Regions from separate parts of the Homo sapiens genome. Here region 1 is linked to region 2. Evidence: chromatin loops called from intact Hi-C (ENCODE). Cell type or tissue: K562. All regions are shown on one strand.

Region 1 (2,500 bases), 210 kb after region 2:
CAGTCCACTGTAATTCATGCAGGAGTTCTGATTTCTCCCATCCTCCTTTCCTTCTTTAGCCTTGACTTCTTGAAAAAGGCTTCAGGGAGAAGGAGGGAATAACCCTTTGGCACTTGGCAGCGGAGTCTCACCTGAGTAGTACTTATCATCCTTTCTTCCCAGGGGAGACGATATTTCCTTCATTCATTGGCAAATTCTGCTCGAAGATGCCCTGATATTTGTTCAATAAATGCAGAAACGGATGAGGGAGAACTTGGGCATGAGTAATAAAGATAGTATTTAAACATTGAGTGCTGATCATTCTAAGAGTTTGATATGAATTAACATATGTAATCCTCACAAGAGCCCTTTGAGGCTGGGTTGGGTGCCACCATTCCCATCTTAAAGAAAAGCAAAGAGACACACAGCATAGATGGTTTATCTTTAGGTCACCCAGGTGGTAAGAGCCTGAGCTGAGATTTGAATTCAGATAGTTTCCATCCATTGCCTTAGTTCTTGATGTGTTTAGTGTCAGCTTCAGAAGACATGTTTGGATTTTTCTAGAGGACCGTAAAAGCGAGGTTAATGAGCTTTGAATTTTTTATTTTTTTTAGTTATCTGTAATTTAATTTTATTTGAAATATTTACGTTCATATTCTGATTATATAAATGATTGCATATTGTAAAAGATTAAGAAAGTATAGAAAGAGTAAAAGAAAAAAATTAATTATGCTAACCACAAGATATAACAATAACAATATTAATTCAATGTTTTCCTCTTCCAGTAGACTTCTTTTTGGATTTTTACCCACGTTTAACCAAATAGGCTTCATAGCTTTTATTTTTCCCTTAAGTTTTTACTATGGAAATTTATAAGCATAGCCAAATGTAATATGACTAAAATAATTCTGTGGAAGCATCACCCAGCTTCAACCTTTGTTAACATTTGCCTGTCTCGGATCAACTCCATGCCCCTTTTTTTTTGGTTTCAGTATTTTAAACCAAATCTCTAACATCGACTTAGTATAATATTGTTTGATTGATTGTCATAATTGTCAAACATTGATGATCATAAATTGCTTATATCCAAGACCGTGAAAGGGAAATGCCAGCAGCTACTCTAAGGTTTTCATTCGTTGCAGCTTACAGAATGGTCCTTACTTGAGGACGCTAGAGGACGCAAGAGAGTTGTACCTTGGAGAAGAATGGTGCTGAATTTTGTGTTCCAGTATAGAGTTTGCCTTGCCTAAGTCTTATAGCTCTTCGTTTCTTATTTATCTTTATCTAATCCATACACTGAAAGTTCTTCTATTTCTGGGACCATGTCATATTTTTCTCTATGTGTCCAGGACATCGTACAAAGTTGTTAAGTGTTTATGGTTAGAGTAGCTACTCAACAGACAGCTGGCATCAAGGATTTGCAGTGTAGAATTGGAATTAGGTATCAAAATAGAATAGAAATAACCCCTGGATATATTCCTTAATCTCACTTAATATTGGTAGGTTATATAATCCACCAACTATTTCAGAGTATTGAAGAGTTGAAGAGCAATGATTGGTTATGTTTCGATAATCTAAAAAAAAATCCCTGGAAACAAATTGTTAGAAATGATAACAACATTTATAGACCATGCCTTATAACTAAGATTGTGTTTCCAGGTTTTTAAAACAGGTTTTTAAGAAATGTTTCTACAGTAAAATAGACTATTTTGTTATTTTTGGTGTACAATTCTATTACAACACAGGCATAGTTTGTGTAACGACTACCGTAGTCAGAAAAAGAACATTTCCATCACCCCAAAAACTCCGCTCATGTCTTCCCTCATAATTACCCCTCACCATACCTGTAACCACTGGCAACTACCATAAGCACTAAAACTCTACAGCTTTGTCTTTTTGAGAATGTCATATAAATGGACTGATGCTATATGTAACATTTGAGACCGGATTCTTTTACTCAGCAAATTGCTCTTGACATTCACCCAAGTTGTTATACGTATCAATACTTCATTTCTTTTACTTCTGGTTAACGGAAGTATCCACTTTATGGATATATCACAGTTCATCTATTCACTGGTTGATAGACTTTTCCCCCCACTTTTTGGCATTTATCAATAGAGCTGATATAAACATTCATGTATAGTTTTTTTGTGCTTATTTCTGTAGCATACGAAGCCAGGAGTATGTTTACTGGGTCATATGGGAAATGCATGTTTAACTTTATAAGAAACTGTCAAACTGTAGTATCTGTACCATTTTGCATTCTCACTAATGATGTAGAAATTTCCAGTTTATTTACATCTTCATCAGCACTTAGTATTTTCCTTATTTTTTTATTTTAGCCATTCTAAGCATTGTGAGTTTAATTTACATTTCCCTAATGGCTAATGGTGTTCAGCAGATATTACTTTTTTGTTGTTGTTTCTTTGCCATCCTTATATCTTCTTTGCGGAAGTGTCTGTATGCATGCTTTGCCCAGTTTTACATTGGGTTATATTTTTCCTATTGTTGATTTTTGAAA
Region 2 (2,500 bases):
CCTTTCTGGAAATTCTCCTTAGCTTTGATTTTATAATTTTACTCTAACTGTTTAATTCCTTCTTTTATAGCCTTTCTTTTCTCTATCCCTTTACTGCAGACATGTTGTACGGCTTTGTTCTTGACCTTCTGATCTCTCCACATTCATTCCCTCAGAGCATGTATCCATTTTCTTGGTGTCGGCCTTCCTGACTATCTGATTATTACCATCATATAACGATGTTGGTGATGAGCATAGCTAACATATCCTAGGCATTTTCCATGTAGGTTATAATAAGCACTCTATATAATTTGTACCATTTAATTCTTCAACCCTAAATGATACTATTACGAACCACATTGTATGAGATGAGGAAACTGAGATTTTCATCAAAACCATGGAAAGCCAACGTGAGGAGCCCCTGTGTGTCTCCTTTGTTAATGCCTCTGGGCATCATGGCATGTGGATTGCCCTAGAATGGGGATTAGGAAGCGCAGCACTGTGAAAACACCAGAAAATACGTTATGATAGCGGGTAAGGACGCTCATCTCCGCACATTGAGATGGTTTTATTTCTGAGTCAGGTTTGAAATGAGCCAATCCTGACTCCATGGTGCCACCAGGGATCACGAATTTAATAAGATCTTTGTGGATGCTTGGAACCCAACTGGTCTCTGTTTTCTACTTTAGGGAAAGAGCCACAGCTTGAGTGGGGTGGTTTTGGTGTCACATACGCTATCAATAATACCCACCGTTTTGGTGTCACATGTGCGATTAATAATACCCACCGCTGCAGAGGGATCACCGTGGACTACTCCTCGTTTCATCCCATGCTCTTGCGATGGATCCCTCTCACCTGTTTAATGATTTCATTCAAATTCTTCAGCGACCGCAGGACCCCGATTTGCCTTCTCTATCCTGGTTCCCATCACTCTGCTTTACAGGCCTGGCCTGCTCGCGGCTCCTCACACCAGCACTGCGCATCTCCCTCCACGCCTCTGCCCTGTTTCCTCCATCAGACAGGACTAGCTTCCTCCATCTCTATCGGGCAAAAGCCTGCCCAGCGTTCAAGACCCTCCTCAGATGCCGCCTCCAGGATTAGGCTTCTTCCTGACCCCTGAGCCTGTAACACGCGCCACCATAACTCTCCACCTCCGCCCACATTCCCACAGCACTCGCGACATCCGCGGGCCTCAACATGTCTCTTCATTCCATTTTAGGGTATTTCCTGTTTGTTTCCTGCACACACAGTCGCGCGAGGCACAGCCCTGAGTGACCTGCGCGGGAGTGGCCCGCGCTTCAAGATGCGCCGCCGCAGGCCGGGGAGGGCAGCCTGAGCCGCTTCCCGCCCCCGCGGGGACCGTCGCCAGCCCGCATCTCTAGCGAGAGGAGGTTCCACAGCGCGCCCGGCAGCCCCGCCACCGTCAGCACCTGCGCCTCGGGCGGGCTTTCCCCACCTCTGGGAGGCACGAATCCTCAGGGGCTCCTCGAGAGGGCGCCAGGGAGCAGATGCATGCGGACACCTTTCGGCCCTCTGCAGCCGCCGTAGCTCCTCCCTCACGCCCCGCCCCCCCCCCCCCTCCCGGCAGAAACCTGGAAGTGGAAATCTCGGGCATTCACCGTTTGGGTGAAGACGGAGGCGGGTTCTGGACAGACGTAGGCTGTCAGGGAGTGTTTACTTCGCCTCCACTTCTGTTCCTCCCTGCCCTGGTGCTGCTCCAGGTCACATACTCGTCCTGAGCCGGCTTCAGCCTGTCCGCGCAGAAGTCTCCCGGAGCCATGGCCTAGTACTCTTATGTGAAGTCTAGCAAGCTCGTGCTCAAGGGAACCGAGGTGAAGAGCTGGGTCCTGCAGCTCTGGTGGGAGCCTCCTCAGTTCTTTTCGGATGCACTCCACCCCCGCGAATCCGGTGGAAGCCGTGGTGCAGAGAGCCGGCTTTGTGGCCTCCCAGGCTTCGCTCTGACCCTGTCTGGGCTGGACGGAGGCCGGACCGCGGTTCCTGGCGCCTGTGCAGAGAGGGGCAGCCTCCCGTGCTGACGACCCTGGAAACAGGATAGACGGGCGGGTGACCCGTGGCCCCGTACCCACGAGTTTGGGTCCCCTGAGGCATCTCTCCAGGCCTCTGCCTGGTGGGTCTGCGTTAGTCTGATCTTGTAGTTCATTATAATAACTTCCTTTATTAGGGATTATTCTTTTCTCCATTGTCTCTTCCTGGAAAAATTATTGATTAATTTTTTTCTAAGCTAATATGTAGAGTGAAACCGGGATGAATCACACAGTGGTTGAGGTGTATATGGGCTTTGATAGGGATATGGGTTGGAACCTGCACTCTGTCATTTACTAATTTTGTAATTTGTGGCAAATTGGTTAATATGTCTGAACTTCCATTTACTCATTAAGAGATCAAGTATCTTTGAACCTCCGTTTACACATTTAAACTTTTAGACCATTTTTTATACCTTTAGAATACTGTGAGGATTAAATGAGAGAACATACATGCAGTAAATAAATTAAGCCAAATG

The links. Peaks named below come from ENCODE experiments on the same cell type or tissue, not always from the same donor. Only the 100,000 strongest peaks of a DNase experiment are listed, where the experiment ranks them.
Region 1: it touches region 2 in a loop (7-fold over the local background); 4 of 110 quality-filtered maps call a loop at or near these places.

The regions. Positions count from the first base shown.
Region 1 is chr20:30,580,894-30,583,393 of GRCh38, forward strand. No RefSeq gene overlaps it. Among named protein-coding and RNA genes, the nearest start is that of FAM242A, 220 kb to the left of the region's middle. In K562, a CTCF peak has its summit at 1,153; no DNase peak of the experiment used is centred here.
Region 2 is chr20:30,375,615-30,378,114 of GRCh38, forward strand. It overlaps the pseudogene FRG1BP. Among named protein-coding and RNA genes, the nearest start is that of FAM242A, 15 kb to the left of the region's middle. In K562, a CTCF peak has its summit at 1,466 (motif pointing right); a DNase peak (open chromatin) is centred at 1,557; H3K4me3 peaks cover 1,594 bases.